2 separate regions of the Homo sapiens genome follow, and region 2 is linked to region 1. Evidence: chromatin loops called from intact Hi-C (ENCODE). Cell type or tissue: GM12878. All regions are shown on one strand. Each heading gives the region's core, and the rest is flanking DNA. Links, peaks and the distances in the headings are about the cores only. Region 1 overlaps PRR9 (proline rich 9). Region 2 has its middle 10 kb from the start of SPRR4.

Region 1 (10,090 bases), core at 1,920-9,919:
CACTGTGCCTTAGAAGAAGAGAAGTGAGTGGGAAGAGGTTCCAGTATTTGAGCAATCCCTGGGTGACCAGCCTGGCTGGACCCTCCCACCCCCATGCCTGCTCTCCATGTTGTCACTCAGTGTGGGCACTTCCTGATCCTCAGTGGCATTCAGCATTTTGCACACTCTCTCCTTCCTGACTTTTCTCTTAAATCATTGACTCCTTCTTAATCTTTTGCCAAGGGCTCTCTCTCTTCTCAACCTTTAGCTGTTGAGGTTTCTCAGGGCATGGTCTTAAGTTCCCTTCTTTTCTTAATCTATATTCTGTCACTGGATGATCTATACACCCCAAAGCTAGAATGCTACCCCTACGATGATGGCTCCCAAGTGTAGATCTCCATTCCTGAATTTTTCCCGCGCTCCTGACTCATAGATGTAAGTGCTTACTTTGTATTTCTGCTTGGTTATTCTGTATGCGTCTCAAAATTGACAGGTTCAAAACTGAGCCCCTGGTCTTCTTACCTGGACTGCACCCAAACCTGTTCCTCCTTCAGTCTTTCCCAGCTGCTTCTGGAAATGGTGGCTGCTGCTGCACAGAGACTTGGCTATAGCCATGGTGTCCCCAGTGGCTCCCGCTTCACCTCTTGCTTGCTTCCTCTAATCCATTCTCCACACTTTAACTAGAGCAATATTTACAATCTGCAAATTGAATCTTGTCACTCTCTGCTTAAAAATCTTTAATGCTTCACTCTTAGGGCAAAAGTCAAAACCTGTCACGTGGTCTCAGAGGCTTGTGGGGTCTGCTCCTGCCCACACACCTCCTGTCCCTGTCTGGGGACACAGTCCCTCTCACTCTCTATCTTTGTGTCTGAGACAACAATCAGGCTTTTCCTATATCAGAACCATCTTTTGTTTTCACTATAATTTTTTTCTTTTTGTCACCTGGACAACTCCTCCTACCTCTCCAGTTTCAGATTAAATTTTATTTTCTCATGGAAGATTTTCCTGATCTCTAATCTAAATTAGGTTCTCCAATTCATTATTTTATATAACCTAGAACTTTCTTTTGTTGAATGTAACAAAATTTAGAATTATGTATTTATTTTTGTGTATTTCTTATATTGATTGCCTCTTTTACTAGCTCATATGCTCTGAGTGCAGGGACTGTGTTTGCTTATTTATCATTGCATACCCAATACCCAGTATAGAGCTTGGCATGTAATAGGGGCTCAAAAATACTTGCTGAGTAATAGATTAATGAAAGGAAGTTTGCCTTGATATTAGACTGAACTTTGCTGAATGGGAATAGATTTTGAATGCTCGCATCAGCTTTGGAGGGTAATGTGAAGAGCATCTAAACTAGGCTATCTCAATTGTTATCTCTGAGATCTCGCGTAGGTTAATTTCTTTGAGCCTTAGTTTTTTGTCTATAAAATAGTCATATTAATATGACCTCCTTCTTTTGCTTGTTATAACGGTTATAATAGCAGCTAATATACATAAAGTGCTTAGAAAATATCTGCCACATAATATTCACCATTATTATCACTTTTAATATTATTATTTCCACTCTCTTCCTGGTGCAGGAATCACTCTACAATACCTTTGGCAGATAGTTTTGCCATCCTAGTGATGGGGAACACTCCTCTTGAAATCTCTAGCTACTTTTAATGAAATCCAAACTATTTACTATAGAATTGGCTTCACTATCATGTAAATCTATGTTAATAGTAACTATCTGCTAATAGTAATAATCATATTAACCCTTCACATTTTACAAATTACTAAATACTTCCACAAATACCTCATTCGATCCTGAGGACAGCCATCTAGGATGGGTGGGTGATCATCAGTGCAATTTTACAGATGCAGAAACTGAGGCTGGGAGATTTGCCAAAGATCATGCAGCATTTACGTAATCCAGGACTTCATTATAAAAAATCTCCAGAAGAGCTGATTGTTCACTGAGGGTGCATAAAACTATTCATTGGGAGCAGAAAGAAAAAATTTGAATTTTTTCTTTATGTATTTTTATCTTTTCTTTTAAAATTGTCTGTATTTTGTGTTTGTCTTTTAACTTTCATGATGTTAGAATGACAGTACATATCTATTGCTTCTAAATAATATGTATGTATTATATGATGAACCCCAATAGAACTTTCAACTCTTTATTAAAATATGCATTCAGAAAAGTGCATATATTGTAAATGTCCACCTCAATGAATTTTCACAAACTGAACACAACCAGATAAGCAGCCCCCAGATAAAAAAATAGAATGTTACCAGCAACACAGAAACCTTCCTTCTTCTCCCATCCAATGACCACGCTACTACAACCAACACACACACAACCACGTTCTTACTGTCTACAACAGAGATTTATTTGGCCAGCTTTTGTACTGTACATAAATGATATAAATGGAACTATACAGCGTGTTTTATGTTGAACCCTATGAACAGTTTTTGACCTCCATAAATGGCAATTTCATATGTTTCATCCTAATGCTTTTTTATGTGTCTTTTTTTTGGCCACTTACTTTATGTTTGTGAGATTCATCCTTATTGCTGTGTGTAGCTGTAGATCATTTGTATACATTGCTGTATGGAATTCCATTGTCTGAATATACCACCGTTTATTTATTCATTGATGGGTATTTGTATTCTTTCTGATACTTGGATATTATGAATAACACTAGAATAAACATTTTTTTTTGAAAGAAGTAAGCCTTCATTTCTTTGTTTTGCAAATAAAGCTGGCTGAGTTGGTTGCCTTTTGGTGATTAGTCAAATAGGCCAAATCCCATATTCTCATCCAACTCCTCCAACTCTTCTTGGCTTCAGCCTTGGCTGGAGCTGCAGCAGGAGCAGCAGTGGTGGCAGTGGCCCCAGGGGCAGCAGCCACAAAGGCAGATGGATCGGCCAAGAAGGCCTTGACCTTTTCAGCAAGTGGGAAGGTGCAATCAGTTTCCACAGACAAAGCCAGGACTTGCTTGTACCCATTGATGGTAGAATGAGGTACTGATGCAACAGTTGGGTAACCAATCTGCAGGCAAACACTGGCAACATTGCGGACACCCTCCAGGAGGTGAGAATGCAGTTTCCTATGTGATGTCAAGCACTTCAGGGTTGTAGATACTGCTACTGTCAAACAGCTGCTGGATAATCATCCCAAAGGAGAAGGGAGAGATGTTCATTCAGCATGTTCAGCAGTGTGGCTTCACTGGCTCCCACTTTGTCACCAGTCTTGATCAGCTGCACATCACTCAGGATTTCAGTGGTGATGCTTAAAGCCTGGAAAAAGGAGGTCTTCTTAGGCTCCAGACCGGTGTTCTGGCCTGGGACAGTGACTTCACATGGGGCAATGGCACCAGCATGGGTGGCAGCTGGCACCTTACTATTCAGCAGCATGTCCCTGAACTTAGTGAGGTCTTCCTTGGTGAACGCAAAGCCCACATTTCCCTGGATATGAGGCAACAGTTTTTCCAGAGCTGGGTTGTTTTCCAGGTGCCCTTGGATGGCCTTGCACATCATGGTGTTCTTGCCCATTGGCACCATGGCTTTCCCTCAGAGGGACATGTGGATCTGCTGCATCTACTTGGAGCCCACATTGCTGCTTCTACAATGAAACATTTCAGATAATGATTGAAAAATTGGATGATCTGAAGGAAGTAGTTGGACTTCCAGGTTGCCCTGTATTCCCTGGGCAGCCTGGCAGTGTGTCAGGGGTTGCCATGCAGGGTTTAAAGGTGATGCCACTTTCACAAGGATGCCTGATGAGAGCTAGAATGAACATTCTAATGTTTGAGTTTTGGTGACCGTATGCGGGGCAGATGCCTAGGAGAGGAATTGTTCAGTCATTGGCTGTGTATACATTCTACTTTAGTCATGACCGTCAAAGAGTTTTCCAAAGTGGTTGTACCAATTTGCACTCCCACAACCTCACCCACACTGTGATTCTGTCTTCTTACTTTTATCCCCTCCAGTCGGTGTGTTGTGGTATCTCTTTGAGGTTTTCATTTGCATTTCTCTGATGAATAATGAGAGGTTGAACACCGTTTTTATATGTTTATTGGTGAGGCTGAAATATTTTTATTACCAGGATGTGCAACATAAAAACTTTTAGGACTTGGGAATTGTAGGATATTTTCTCTAATTGCTTAGACTAGTTTTTTCTTAGACCATTGTAAGGAAAAGGAAGTTCCATCTTCTGGTGCTGGGACAGAAAAGGGGAGCATATGAAAGGGAGGTGAGGACCTCCGCTTTTCATCTTTGCCAGAGTCTGCTCCGGGTTTGACAAGAAGCGTGTTCTGTACCCAACAGCCAGTTTTCTCCTGCCTTGCTGTGATGTTCCCCAACCCTGGGGCGGACATCCCTTCAGGGACTGGCTGACAAAGGCTATTTTACTGTATTCAGAGAGAAGCAAAATCTTGTGGTAACCTATAAGCAATTCAAGTGCAAGAGTAGGTGATAATTAAAGATTAAAAGCATTGCATCCACACTTCCTATAATCTCAGCTACTTATTTGGTCTCTGCTTGCATATTTCATGGATGGTGGGATCACTACTTCATGAGCAGCTCATTTCATTTGCTGGGCCATTTTATTCCTGATATGAGCAGAATCTGCTTTTCTGTGCCCAGAACTCACTGATCCATGCTATTCTCCTTGGGATCACAAAGAATATATCCACTGCCTCTCTCTTTGACATTTGACAGGCCTGAAGACAGCCACTGTGTGTCTCTAAGTCTCCTCATCTCTGGATGAAACGCCCCCTTCCTTCAGCCACAGCTCATGTGACAAGGTGCCCAGAGACCTCGCTCTTTTTCTCACATTAATTTGGATGAACTAAAAGTTGGCCAGGGTCTACCTTCAAATGCAGCATCCGAGTTAAGGCTCCAGGGGCAGTCTGACCTGCAGTACTCCCTGTACCTGCTGTTCTCTTTGCGCTGATACTTACCCCGATCCCACATGGATGGCTCCTCCTATTGTTCATGTCGCTACTCCGACATCCCCATCTCAGATCGGCCTTTCCACGCTACCCGAGCTAAAGAGCACCCCTCTTCTCTGGTCTCTCCTCACCACTTTGTTTCATTTTCTTCATTTTCACTTTCTTATTTATGCATTTGCTGAGTTGCTTTTTGTCTGTCTTCCTTCTCATGTGAGCTCTGGGAGGCAGGGATTCTGTGTATCTGGTTCGCTGCTGTAACTCCAGTGCTTGGCTCATAGGAGATTCTGTGTCACTTACTCTCACATAGGAGAAATTTGTTTTAAGGGAACAATAGAAGTGGTGGAGTCTAGATTTGAATTCCAGAAGTCTGATTCCTGAGCCTATGTCCTGAACCATTATTCGTGTTGCTCCCACCCTATAAATAGTGTAACTCTGTCTTGCACATATAGCCTTCCTCTGACTCTGTTAGATGCTGCATCTCTGTACTCTTGTCTTCTCCACATGGAGCACTGACGGCCGGAGTGTGTGCGGCCATCTCCAACTCAGGCCAGACTGGGTGTGATTAGTAGAAGGCCAAGTGCCTCTATGGCCAGCAGGTGGTGCTGTTGGGAAGAGAAGAGAAACGGTCCCCAGCGGCTTCTAAAGGAGGAAAGACAGGTTATGAGGCTGGCTTGGGAACCGGGTGATGAGGGAGGTTGAGTTGAGAAGGCCCTGCCAGCTGGCCACTTATTTTCTTTCAACCATTTTCAGATGTGAGGCAGGTGTCCGTAGGAGAGAAGGAGAGCAGGAGTGGACAAGTCCAGATCTGCTGTCGAATAGGGGTGGTGGCCCCCACGATACCACTTCTCCTGGTCAAGACCTGCCAGTTCATGCTGAAACAGGCCTAGGCTGGGAACCTGCTCATTGATCTAGTATTTGATCACCCCTCACCAGCCCCTGCTGCCCCCACCCCTGCTCATGGAGAATGTGGCTATGGAGGGGGCAGGCAGTGGGAACTAGGCCTCCTGGGTTTACAGTTTTCCAGAAAAATCCCTTGGGCTATAAGTTCCTCCAGCATGGAGGGCCTCATCTGCTTTCCCTCTGTGCTCCCCCACCTGGAACAAAGCATCATGTCTTATACACACAGGTGCTTAGGGCAACCAACCATCCCAGTTTGTCGGGGACTGAGGGAGTTCCCAGGATTCAGAACTTTCAGTGCTAAAATTGGGACAGTTCCAGGCAAATCAAGATGAGCTGGTTACCCTATCAATAAAAGAGATTGTCCAGGTGGTCTAGAAGCCAGCACCCCGCTTTGTCTCTGCTCAGGGGGCATGCTGGTGGCCAGCCGTACAGGTGTCTCAGACCTCACTGTGATGGGCCCTGTGAAGTCAGGCAAGAACACAGCCAGCCCCAGGAGCTGTCATCTGGGCTCTCATGCTGACAGGAGACATGTGTCATTCAAATACAGGCAGCTGGTAGAGGGCTGCAGACCCCTGCGGCCACTGCAGCACAGAGCCCAAGCTGCAGTACTTAGGAGCTAGGCTGAAACCATGGAGGGCTTCCTGGAGGTCAGGTTGAAACCCCTGGTTTGGCTGAGACAAACAGGGGAGAGTCCTGGGTGGGAGAGAGGAAGGTGAAGGCAGAAAGGAATCTGCGATGGGTTGTCAGGTGGAAGAACAGGCGGATCACTTTGGTACAGAAGAGAAAGGGTATCTGGATGGTAAATAAATGAGATGTAAAAGGGAGCGAGCACACTAAACCCAGCTGGGAAGAACGAGATTAGAAAGCAGTGAGGAATTACTGTAGGGTGCTTCTCAGGGCTGAAGCATTTGTGGGTCCAAAAACATTAAGAAAACCCCAAATCTGGGGGAGCCTCTTCCCATGACTTACCTGTCTTCCTCCTTTCTTTTAGTTTCAAGCCATGGTCACACATTCTGCTGGTCCCCAGAAGTTTGGGCCCCCCGAAGAGCCTCCCAGCAGTGTTCTGGAAGCCAGGGAAACTTCCTGTCTCCTGAGCTTGCGGTCAGGTCTTCTGAATCTCCCTTCGTGGGAGGCTCCCTGCCCCTGGGTCCCATTTCCACGTACAAGTTACAGTTAGAGGAGTCACAGTATTTGATGGATTGGGAGGAGCTGGTTGTCATCTACTGGCTTGCAAACCTCCAGTTCATGGGACACAGTGCATCTAAAGGCAGCTCCTGTCGCAGTCCAATAGATCTCATTATAAGAAAGTTCTTAAACTGAGCCCAATTTCATGATTTCTGCCCATGGGTCCTAACTTTGTTCTTTGGCACTTCACAAAAATCTCACTCCTCCCTCATAAAAGCACTTAAAATATTTGAGTTCAGCTGTCCCACTCCCTTGGGTATTTTCTTTTGTAGACTAAATATTTTTCAACTCTTCCTGATGTGAAAGTCTTTCAGGCCACTGCTCTGCTTGCCCACCTCCTGGCACTGTCGCAGGTTTCCAGAGTCTGGCTTGGCATAGTAGTTTCTCCATAAATATTTTGAGTGATTGAGTGAATCCACAGCTCCTCCTGTGAATTCCTGTCTGTTTGTATTTTTTCCTCTTGGCATATGGGGCCCACAGATCCACTATTGTCTCATGTTGAGTTAACTGTTAGCTAGAACCCCTAACATCCAGGGCTTTCCTTGGTAAGGCCCCTCCCTACTTCCTGAAAGGCTCAGCACAGAAGCGGCAGCTGGGGAAGTCTGAATGCTGTGTCCTAGCTGTCCCTGTGGCCTCTGTGGCTGTGGACCTGGTCTGTGTCTTAAGAGACCAGGCTGCAGCAGCAGTGGCCCAGGCAGTGGCTGGGGCAGACCTCTGTGAGGATGAGGAGGTGTGGAGGTTCCTATGACAGAGCTAGATGAAGGCCTGCTGGCTGCTTGGCGTTTGCTCTCCTATCTGCAATCTGCAGACTTGTCCCCTTCCTAACCGTAGAGGCCTCCCCTGTAATCAGCAGATTTCCCCTCTCTCTGATAAGTCTGGACTCTCCCTGTTCATTAGCCTCGTGCTTCCTTTAATGCCTGGGTGTCTGATCTTGGACTCCAATCTGTGCATGCCTTTGATGCTGGAGAACAAAGATGTTTCTTGGACTTGAGCCAAGCTGGAGAAGAGTCTGTGAACAGAAGCTTCACTGATAGGAAGGCCTCTCTGGCACATCTCCGCAGGATGGAGCTCTGGGAGCTGCTGGCCCTGGGGAGCAGCTGGTTTATTCCAAGGTTGGAAAATGGATGAGAAAACCTATTTCGACTAGGCAAGGAGGCAAGAGAACTGTGATTCAGGCATCTGGAGATGTTCAGGGACTTGAGATATCCAGGAGGTTTTCAGAAAGGTATCCTTGGTGCATGTGGCCTGCAGAAGAGACAGCTCGTAACTCTGCACAGGGATACTGACTGCCTGGTTCACCACTGTCTCTCCAGTACCTGGCATGGTGCCTGACACCTGGTAGGTATCAGGGAGCATGTTTTAGGTGGATAAATGAATGAATGAGTTTCTGGAAATCTCTTCTGTATGCCATAGCACTTTCATTACAAAAGTGAGAGCTCCATTCTGGAGTCAGAGGGACTTGGGTTAGCATCCTGACTTCACCACTTACTGGCTTTAGGACAAGTTCCTAAGCAAATGGGCAGCACAGGAACTCCCCAAGGCTGCTGTTAGAATCCCCATAGAGAATGTGCATGGAGTTCAGGGCCTGGTCCATGTCACCCACAGACTCAGTGACCCTCAGTTTAGCCAAATGACTGAGACATAGAGCTCTACACGCCCTACAAGGAGGGGCTGTCCCGGCCCTCCACCTCTTCCTCATGAGGATTGAGAAGGGAGGGGGCACCTGTAGAATGGGTAAGAAGCTACATCCCCCCTAGGAAGCTGGTCCTTGGCATAGCTTCCTTTGGGCTCAGGTCGGAGCTCGGGGCACTGCCGAGGGAGCAGCCTGTGGTTATTTCATGTCAGTACAGTGCCCTCTCCACCCGTTCACAAACCCCAGTGGCCACTGCCTGTGTTTCCTCCATGGGTGGGGGGCAGCAGGCCGGTTACCCAGGCCCCAGGCCTACCTGAAACCTGGCCAGATGGCAGGGCAGACAGTTTTGGTCCTCGAGTCTGCATTAATCTCAGAGGCATGCTTTGCTCTCTCCTTTGACACAGATGCTATGTTTGTAGGTGTTATGAATTGATTTGGGATCCCTCTTCCACACATCTCCCCTCCTTTCCATTTCAGCCTTTCCCTTTGGAAAGCAAGGATCAGAGAGGAAAGATGCTGTAGTAGAAAGAACCTGGACCTGAGGTTTTGAGTGTGGGCAGGTCCTAGCCCCTTGCTGGATTTTCTCATGTGTGAAGTGCACAAGTGGGTGAACCTAGGATATGTTGTGGGTGGGGTGGTCTCAGTGACCTTCAGGAAGCCTCTTTCAGAACTGCTGTTTTATGCACCGGTGAGGTCTGTGTTTTATTCCTGTTTCAGATTACTCCCCTCCCCCACCAAAGGAGAAGACAGTTGTCACAAGGACAATGAGGGGTTTGATGGTGGAGAAAAGAGAGCACACGTCAAGTCAGATATCAGCCTTAGGATCAGCTTTATTATGTATTTTACCTTCACCAGGGAGAAGAAGGCAAGGAAGCTGGAGAACAGACCAGCCTGCATCACACAGACACAAATCACATCTCTAAAGAGTGTACATGGTGAGAACTAAGGGCCCACATTAGACCAGCTATGAAGCACAGAGATTGACAAGGGCACCAAACATCCATCTTATCTTTCCCTTCTGGTTGTTTGGATTCAATCGTTTACATACTTTCGGTTCATTTTAAAAAAGCACAACCAACATTTCAAAGTTCAATAATTTGCTGTTCTTTTTAGTGTACAGAGACAAAATCACCAAATTTTTGATTTTTGAAACACCGCAAGCCGCTTTGTCTCAACACCTGTGGTGGTGGTGGTGGTGGAGGTGGTGGTGGTGGTGATAAGTGGAAAGTCCATCAGAATTCAGTTTGTTTTGAGGCTTATTTGAGAGCCTGAAACTCTGAAAGATGAATGAAGGTATCCTTGGCTGTTACACACCCAGAGCTGGGTGAATTTTTGCACCAAGGAAGCTGTGCTAGGCTTCTGTGGTCTTCCCTGACAACCACACCATTCCTACATTTGAGACCTTCCATCAGACTGCTGAGAACAATGCTTATTCACAGAGGGTGAT
Region 2 (10,090 bases), core at 659-8,658, 260 kb after region 1:
TCCCAGTGAAATTCAGTCTTCAGGAACCATCTTAAACACCACTTTCCCCATGGCCCCTTTCCCCAATCTTTCCCAAAAGATGTGCTTCCCTCCTTTGCTCAATATCCACAGCTTTTAATTTATGCTATTTGAGTGTTTCTCATCTATCCCTCACACTAACCAAGCGCATATTATATCCACTTCATACATGTGAACCAGCAAATGGACACATGAATAAATGGGTAGATGATATATAAATGAATCAGCTGAGAGTTTGGCCTTACAGGCAGAACCCATGAAGTCCTAGCATGTGTTTTGGACTAATTTATCTTTTCAGGTTCAGGCCAATGCTTAAGTAGCAATCCCTGTTTATCCGAACCATATACATAGCCCTTCCCTTCTCTTCTTCTACCTTGAAGATCTATGCTGCAATCAACTGTCACCTGTAAGAGGCCTCGTGCCTGGATGTTAATACACTGATGTATGTGTGGTGTCTGTGGAGTGGCTCTTTATATCCACCCAGAGTGCAAGCTCCTTAAGGGTAGGAAGGATGCTCAAGACAGAACTTACACCCTAGTAAAAATGGGTGCTTGGCCAGATAATAGACTAGCTAGTTGGTGAGCAGGTGTCCAATGACTAAAGGATGCTGCTGAGTGAGTCAGTCTGTGAGTGAGCAAGTGAAAGATGGAGGGAGGGAGGAGGTGGGTGCATAAATAAGAAATGAGCTGATAGACTAGCTGCCTAACTGGCCAGTTCACTGAACAACTGACTAGCTGGCTGGTTGAGTGTTTGATCAACTGATACATCGACTGTTTGGCTGGCTGGCTGGCAACTAATTTAGAAAAGCAAGTCCTGGTATAGTAGAAGAAAGAAAGCCCTGTAGAGGGTGAGGGGCTAAGGGTAGAAAACAAAACAAAAAAATGCTTTGCAAAGGATGCCCTAAGAACTGTATCATGTAAGCTGAACAGTTATTTCTTTTCTTTTTTTTTTTTTTTTGAGGTGGAGTCTCAAGCTGTAGCCCAGGTTGGAGTATAGTGTCATGATCTTGGCTCACTGCAACCTCTACCTCCCAGATTCAAGCGATTCTCCTGCCTCAGCTTCCTGAGTAGCTGGGACCACAGGTATGCACCCCCACATCCAGTTAATTTTTGTAGTTTTAGTAGAATGGGGTTTCACCATGTTGCCCAGGCTGGTCTCAAACTCCTGACCTCAAGTGATCCACCCACCTCAGCCTCCCCAAATGCTGGGATTACAGGCATGAGCCACTGCACCTGGCCTGGACAATTATTTCTTAATTTTTTCCTTCTTTCTTTCTTTCTTTCTTTTCTTTCTTTCTTTCTTTCTTTCTTTCTTTCTTTCTTTCTTTCTTTCTTTCGTTTCTTTCTTTCTTTCTTTCTTTCGTTTCTTTCTTTCTTTCTTTCTTTCTCGCTTTCTCGCTTTCTCGCTTTCTTGTTTTCTTTCTTGCTTTCTTGCTTTCTCTTAGGAGTTCCCTGTGATTTTCATTTCTAGTGTCAAAGAAAAAACATTTCAATGACACTTGTTGCATGTGTTGAGGAAAGACTCTATTCAGGACCATTGTGATAGATATAGGAACCATTGCAATGGGATTTTCAGCAGAGGGGAGGTTGAGCTCAACTCCAAATACAGCATGGGCAAATGAGAATCTATAGCCAAGGAGCAGGGTGGGAGTCAGTGGATGAAAAGTGACTAAGAGGAAACAGCAGAGCTAAGAAGAATTGTGGCTAAAAAAACCCAACAGGATTCTTGCTGAAGATAAGCCAGGGTGATCAGACTTCACATGGGGGATGGAGGAGGTCAAGGAACCTGATTATATATCAAGGGTAATCAGACATTGAGGGTGGGTGGTTCTTGGTAAACTTAGTAAGGTTGGTTCTTGGCTAAAACTGAATTTACAAGCAAGTACACAGGTAAGCCTAGAAGAAGTTTCAGGAGCCTGACTAAAGTTTGGTCAAGCAAAGAATCTTTGTCACTGGTCAACCAAGCTCAGTGGATGTAATGTCAACTAAAGACCAGCCACAGTAGCCATGGAGGGAGAGTAGCTCTCTTCCTGGAAGAAGATGGTTGGGCAACAGGACATTTCTGCTGATGACACTAACCAGTGGGGAGCCTGATTATTCCCCAGGCTTTGGGCCCTGGGAATGAAGAGCTGGGGCTCTGATTGTCCCTCAGGTCAGTGATGGTGGCTGAGATAAGAAACCAAATCAAACAGACAAATTAGTTGATACCACAAGCTGGGCCAGTCTGTCAAGTCAGTGCCCTGACCTCTGGCCAGGAAACCTTCTGGGGAATCAGCTGCATCAAGCAAAGTCTGCCAGAATCAGTTTCAGACAGTGCCATGTGAGCACTGAGACACTGAGTTCACGACCAGGACCCAGAGATCTGCGCAGCTGCTACTGGGCATTGAGACTGGCCTTGTATGTAGTCAGTAGGCTGAAATACAAATAGACCATGTGGCATATTCATCCCTCCTGAGCTGGATGAGAAGGGAAGAGGCAGGACTATACCTTGTATCCATGGTAAACAAGCCACTCCAAGCCTAAACCCGTCAGTGACTCCTTCAGGCCTCAGAAAAAAGTCCACAGTTTTTTACATGGTATAAAAGGCCCTTCACACATGGCCCCACTCTGAGAAGACTCACAATTTAAATTAAAATAAAGAAGAATAGGGCCAGGTATGGTGGTTCACGCCTGTAATCCCAGGACTTTGGTAGGCCGAGGCAGGCAGATCATGAGATCAGGAGATCGAGACCACCCTGGCTAACACAGTGAAACCCTGTCTCTACTAAAAATACAAAAAATTAGCTGGGTGTGGTCGCAGGTGCCTGTAGTCCCAGCTATTTGGGAGGCTGAGGCAGGAGAATTGCTTGAACCCAGGAGGCGGAGGTTGCAGTGAGCCGAAATCACACCACTGCATTCCGCTCTGGGTGACAGAATGAGACACTGTCTCAAAAAAAAAAAAAAAAAAAAAGTAGAAGAAGAAGAAAGAAAGAAAACTATAGTTCTCCAACAAGCCATTCCCTCTACCTGGACTGTGTCCCTAATCTGTGCCTGACTGATACTCTTAGCACTTCAGAAATGGAATCATTTCTTCCCTGAACATTTCCCACTCTGTGTTACCCAGGTGCCCATCTCTGTTCAGGAAGCTCCTGTCCTAGCACTGATTGTACTGTTTTAGAATAGGATATCCCCTGGTCTGTCCCTCTGTTAACTGTGAGCTCCTTGAAGGCAGGAACATTCCCTAGTTTCCATTGACTCCTATGTGTAGTATAAGTACCTGACCTATAGGAGATACACAATGAATATGTGTTTGAAAAATCAAATATGTGGTAAGTCCAGAGAGTACATATAAGTGTAGACTCTCCCACAATGTGGTTGTAAAGGAGAACTTACACCTGCTTGCCTGATGTGGAACAGTGCAGTTTGCTAGACACTCCTGAGGCCCTTCCGTCTCTGTGGCTCATGGCAAACTTACCTCTAATATGTTTCATTTCATGCCTCTAATATGTTTCTGAGCTTTTCTTCCTTGCTCAGTTATGAGCCTGTTAAAGGCAGGGGCCTATCTTTCTCACTCTTGGTTCCCTCCCTCCACTCAGTGCCTTAGAGCTGCTGGCACACAGGAGAAGTTGACAAAGCTTGCTTGGGTTGCCTAAGATGACGTCTACAGTTCAAAAAAAGGCAATGCTGGGATCGGTAATTCCAAGGGGCAGATAATACAGCAATCTCTGCGGTGGGTGAGGTAAACTGTCGTATTGTTCATAAACAGTTTGCTGCCTGTTCCCCTCTTCCCCAGGGAGCACATTTCCCTGCCGCATTGCTGATGGCAGCCCTGGCCATGTGACTTGCTTTGTCCATAAGATGTAAACCTTAAGAGCCATGGTTCACTATGCCCTCTTTCCTCTCTCCTCAGAGGACTGACCATGTTCCAGACCCAGGCTGCTCTGTCAGTCTGGATCCTGAAATCCAATTAATGTGCAGCAGGGCTGCAGCTGATCCTCAGTGGACATGCAGGATAAAAACAAAGGTTATAAATAAGCCTATGTTTTAAGCCCCTGGGATTTGTGGTTCATTGGTTACCGAGGCGTAACTTAGCCTATCCTGACTGATGTACTGGCACATACAAGCACTGACTTTTTTCTCCCAGGGAGATTTCCCTCCTAGTTTTGCTTGACACTGGCCAAAGGGAAGGTAAGTGCTTAATTCCAGTGTATGCTACCGGCAGTTAAGACAGCGACTTAGGTGTGTGTATGGGCCCACGTGTGTGTGTGTGTGTGTTTGTGTGTGTGCACATACGTCTATGTGACTGCGTGTGTACAGGTGGGGGATACAAGAGGAGAGAGAGGGGAAGGGAATATGGAGAAGCCAGCCTGGGCATACACAGTACATGACAAAAACTATTTGTGGGCAGCTGACATTTTTCTACTAATAACTTTTTGTCTGTGGTTGGGAAGCTAAATAAACCATCTCCTTCCTCACTCTGACCCAGGAAACCTTGCGTCAAACCACGTAAGTCAGCCCTCCAGGCGGTTAGGGCAGAGCGCTACCTGCTGGGCAGGGCTAAGCCGGTGCACCTGCTTCTAATTTCAGCGGAGTTCTTGCCGCAGGAGGCTGTTGGCTGACCCACAGGACCCACAGGACCCACAGGACCTGGGACCCTTGGACCCAGCTGAGACCTTAGTGATCTCTGTACCTCACTGTACAGGCAGAGAAACAGGGCCATAGAGCCCTCAGCTGGCACTCCTCCTATTCCCACAGCCATTCAAGCTGGACTACACTCCTGTCGGAGGAGGTGCCAGTAACCTCCCCATTGGAACCAGTGCCTTGGTCCCTTTGCCAGGTACAGGCATCATTGGGGCTTGATGCAGACGGGCTGGCTTCAGTCATTGCAAGGGGTGGGAAATTAGGAAGGGTTCCGTGGAGTTCAGGCAAGTCAACCTGGGAAGAGAGCAGGAGCTCTCCCTGCAATGGATTCCATTTACTAAACAGCAGCTACATTGTAGCCCCGGTCTCTATAGGAGGAGAAGCACCACCTCTGTTTAGTAAATAAGAAAACTGAAGCCCAGAGAGGGTAACTTGCCCCAAGTTGTGTAGCTGGTAAATGAATCAAGCCTGAGTTAGTTTGGCTCAAATAACTTAGACTGAGTCACACTGTTTCTCTCGGGAACCATAAGCTCTCCATGCCTGTTGACTGCACCTTCCAGCACAGGGCTTGTGAACAGGCAGGGCTCAGGAGGCATAGGCCGCCCGATGCCATGCGGTTCTTTCGGGGAGTGAGTGAGCCGCAGAGATGGTAGAGTGCAGAAGGAGGGGGTTGCTGCACAGACAAATGGTGTGTACAGAGAGCAGGCCTTGGCCGGAGGCTGTGTTGGGGAAAGCGGCCACCCCCAAGCTAGGGTGAGGCCACTTCCTCCGAAACCCAGCAGTAGTTTGAACATGCAGGTTCTCCATCAGTACACCTGTAAGGACCTCTAAGTGTCACTCCCTGTGTTTGGGGAACAAGCAGGTGGTGAGACTGGGACAAGGAGACAAGTGACCAAGTGATTTAGACAGAGTGTGACAATTCCTGGCCAGCTAAGTGCAACTTACCACTAGACATCACCCAGGGAAGGCTGTAGGACACTTAAATCTCCCCTGGGCTTCTGGACAAGGTGATACCTGAGCAAAGATCTCTGCCATCTTTTCCCTTTAAGAACAACCACCATCACTAACCACTGTTGTTGAAGGAGCAGGGAGAAGTATGAAGTGCTGTTCTAGCTTTGGAAGGCCGGGAGATGCTTGCGTGTGCTCCTGGGTTGTGAGGATATGGTGGCTTTGGCCTCGTCAAGGCAGGACAGGGGTTTGCCAGGAAGACACCCTTGCAGTGAAGCCTGTGCTGAAAATGAGTAAACCATGCTTATTGACCAGATAATCTGGCCACATATCACCTCTATGCCCATTGACCTTTGGTTGTGACTGAGCCTTTGGTATGTTTTTTGTTTGAAGGCTACTCTGGCTTCATTTTAGTTCTGAAGCAAGGACTTTTAAAAAAAGAAGCCACAGTTAGCAAGAAATCTCCAAGTGGAGATTTCTTGAGAAGCATGAATTGTGCTGAACTCCCACAGATCCTGTCTCAGGGGTGATTTCCATTGCCAACCTCAGAGGATTATCTTTAAATTATTTAAGGTAGTGGAGAGTTCTCACACAGACTGCTGTAATTACCACTCAGACCCTAGTCGTCTTCTTGCAAAGACTCCTTTGGCTTCTAGCCCTGGGCCAGAGAGCCCTTCTTGGCCCAATCTGGAGATAGAAGGAGCTTGTTATCAGCCCTTGTGAGCTGCAGGTGTCCTTCTATCGGCATCTGCAGGTGAGTCATGAGGCTCTACCTGGCCTTGGTACATCTTTTTACAAGGTGCTGGTGTTACAGGAAAGGGGCCCCGATCCAGACCCCAAGAAAGGGTTCTTTGATCCTGTGCAAGAAAGAATTCAGGGTGAGTAAAGTGAAAGCAAGTTTATTAAGAAAGTAGTGGAATAAAAGAATGGCTACTGCATAGACAGAGCAGCCCCGAGGGCTCCTGGTTGCCAATTTTTATGGTTATTTCTTGATTATATGCTAAACAAGGTGTGGATTATTCATGCTGCCCCCTTTTAGACCATGTAGGGTAACTTCTTAACATTGCCATTCGTTTATAACTGTCATGGCACTGGTGAGAGTGTAGCAGTGAGGACGACCAGAGGTCACTCTTGTGGCCATCTTGGTTTTGGTGGGTTTTAGCCGGCATGTTTACTGCAAGGTATTTTATCAGCAAGGTCTTAATGACCTGTATCTTGTGGTCACCTCCTAGCTCATCCTGTGGCTTAGAATGCCTTAACTGTCTGGGAATGTAGCCCAGTAGGTTTCAGCCTCATTTTACCCAGCTCCTATTCAAGATGGAGTTGCTCTGGTTCATATGCATCTGACACTGGTGCCTGCTGTTTTATTTGGTCTCTCCTACTTTACCCACTGTTCTCTGCTACCTGCCTTACAACCAAGGGGCACCTGCCCCCTGGGATGGCAAAGCCAGCACTATTCTATTGACTGCTCCCAGTCTGTACTAAGGAGAATCAAAATGAGCACCTTAAAAAACAAACAAAAAACCCCCAAGATTCTAATTTAACAACTCTCCTCACAGGGGGCCGCAGTGATAACAGGGCACGATGGAAGACCATTGGGAAACTATTAAGATTATGGTTGCTGGTGACACTTTCCTGATTGTTCACAAAGACAATAGCATGCACATATGCATATGTACACGCAGATGAACACATGTACAGGCATGAAGACATGCGTGCACACACACATATGCATACACACACACTTTGCTCTCAGGGTGCCAAGGCAGAGGACACCACCTAAATCTAGTCTTATGCTAAGAATGGAATAGGGAATTCAATGAAGACAAAAGGAATATGGCTTACTGCTTCCTGTCACTCTTAAAAATCACTGACCTCTCACCCTTTCCCATCAGAGAAGCCCTAGCATGCACACTTGTTTCACCATTTATATTTTATTTCCTCCAGGCTATGAGGAGCAAGATAAAGGCCATATGAGGAGCAAGATATGGCCAGCTCCACGGAGGCCATAACCTGCATCTAGGCATTGCATTAGACATACCCAGAGTTCCCTTTCAACTAGTGCAATGAAATGTAGATGAGAAAAACCTCAGCCCTGCCTGCCTTGGAAAATATTCAGCTTAGCCATGGGAACCATAGTCAAAAGGGTGGGCCTGTCAAAGATCAGATAGTTGTAGGTATGCGGCGTTATTTCTGAGGGCTCTGTTCTGTTCCATTGATCTATATCTCTGTTTTGTACCATGCTATTTTGGTTACTGTAGCCTTGTAGTATAGTTTGAAGTCAGGTAGTGTGATGCCTCCAGCTTTGTTCTTTTGGCTTAGGATTGAGTTGGCGATGCAGGCTCTTTTTTGGTTCCATATGAACTTTAAAGTAGTTTTTTCCAATTCTGTGAAGAAAGTCATTGGTAGCTTGATGGGGATGGCATTGAATCTGTAAATTACCTTGGGCAGTATGGCCATTTTCACGATATTGATTCTTCCTACCCATGAGCATGGAATGTTCTTTCATTTGTTTGTATCCTCTTTTATTTCCTTGAGCAGTGGTTTGTAGTTCTCCTTGAAGAGGTCCTTCACATCCCTTGTAAGTTGGATTCCTAGGTATTTTATTCTCTTTGAAGCAATTGTGAATGGGAGTTCACTCATGATTTGGCTCTCTGTTTGTCTGTTGTTGGTGTATAAGAATGCTTGTGATTTTTGTACATTGATTTTGTATCCTGAGACTTTGCCGAAGTTGCTTATCGCTTAAGGAGATTTTGGGCTGAGATGATGGGGTTTTCTAGATAAACAATCATGTCATCTGCAAACAGGGACAATTTGACTTCCTCTTTTCCTAATTGAATACCCTTTATTTCCTTCTCCTGCCTGATTGCCCTGGCCAGAACTTCCAACACTATGTTGAATAGGAGCGGTGAGAGAGGGCATCCCTGTCTGATCTTTGACAAACCTGAGAAAAACAAGCAATGGGGAAAGGATTCCCTATTTAATAAATGGTGCTGGGAAAACTGGCTAGCCATATGTAGAAAGCTGAAACTGGATCCCTTCCTTACACCTTATACAAAAATCAATTCAAGATGGATTAAAGATTTAAACGTTAGATTTAAACCATAAAAACCCTAGAAGAAAACCTAGGCATTACCATTCAGGACATAGGCGTGGGCAAGGACTTCATGTCCAAAACACCAAAAGCAATGGCAACAAAAGCCAAAATTGACAAATGGGATCTAATTAAACTAAAGAGCTTCTGCACAGCAAAAGAAATTACTATCAGAGTGAACAGGCAACCTACAAAATGGGAGAAAATTTTCACAACCTACTCATCTGACAAAGGGCTAATATCCAGAATCTACAATGAACTCAAACAAATTTACAAGAAAAAACCAAACAACCCCATCAAAAAGTGGGTGAAGGACATGAACAGACACTTCTCAAAAGAAGACATTTATGCAGCCAAAAAACACATGAAAAAATGCTCATCATCACTGGCCATCAGAGAAATGCAAATCAAAACCACTATGAGATATCATCTCACACCAGTTAGAATGGCAATCATTAAAAAGTCAGGAAACAACAGGTGCTGGAGAGGATGTGGAGAAATAGGAACACTTTTACACTGTTGGTGGGACTGTAAACTAGTTCAACCATTGTGGAAGTCAGTGTGGCGATTCCTCAGGGATCTAGAACTAGAAATACCATTTGACCCAGCCATCCCGTTACTGGGTATATACCCAAATGACTATAAATCATGCTGCTATAAAGACACATGCACACGTATGTTTATTGCGGCATTATTCACAATAGCAAAGACTTGAAACCAACCCAAATGTCCAACAATGATAGACTGGATTAAGAAAATGTGGCACATATACAACATGGAATACTATGCAGCCATAAAAAATGATGAGTTCATGTCCTTTGTAGGGACATGGATGAAATTGGAAATCATCATTCTCAGTAAACTATCGCAAGAACAAAAAACCAAACACCGCATATTCTCACTCATAGGTGGGAATTGAACAATGAGATCACATGGACACAGGAAGGGGAATATCACACTCTGGGGACTGTGGTGGGGTGGGGGGAGGGGGGAGGGATAGCATTGGGAGATATACCTAATGCTAGATGACGAGTTAGTGGGTGCAGCGCACCAGCACGGCACATGTATACATATGTAACTAGCCTGCACAATGTGCACATGTACCCTAAAACTTAAAGTATAATAAAAAAAAAGGGTGGGCCTATATGAAAGACAGATCTATATTTGTTTGTTATTTTTAACAAATTTTTATTTTGGAATAATTTTAGGTTTACAGAAAAATTGCAAAATAGTACAAAGCGGTTTTATATATCCTTCCAGTTTCTCTAATGTTGACTTTTTTCTTCTTTTTAAATTTTTAAAGGAATTTTATTTAATTTATTTTTAATTGACAAATGTGGTATATCTTTATTGTGTACAACAGAATGTTTTGAAATATGCATAAATTGTGGAATGGCTAAATTGAGCTAAT

Evidence for each region. A loop is a pair of places that touch in the nucleus more often than their neighbours do. Peaks named below come from ENCODE experiments on the same cell type or tissue, not always from the same donor. Only the 100,000 strongest peaks of a DNase experiment are listed, where the experiment ranks them.
Region 2: a loop joins it to region 1, with 2.4 times the contacts of the local background. A loop is called at or near these places in 2 of 110 quality-filtered maps.

The regions. Positions count from the first base shown.
Region 1 is chr1:153,218,676-153,228,765 of GRCh38, reverse strand. PRR9 (proline rich 9) reads right to left here. Exons shown (of 2, transcript NM_001195571.2): 2 at 9,456-10,090. It also overlaps the pseudogene RPLP0P4. Among named protein-coding and RNA genes, the nearest start is that of PRR9, 6.1 kb to the right of the region's middle. In GM12878, for the core only: a CTCF peak has its summit at 5,508 (motif pointing right); a DNase peak (open chromatin) is centred at 5,562.
Region 2 is chr1:152,955,299-152,965,388 of GRCh38, reverse strand. No RefSeq gene overlaps it. Among named protein-coding and RNA genes, the nearest start is that of SPRR4, 10 kb to the left of the region's middle. In GM12878, for the core only: a CTCF peak has its summit at 4,526 (motif pointing left); no DNase peak of the experiment used is centred there.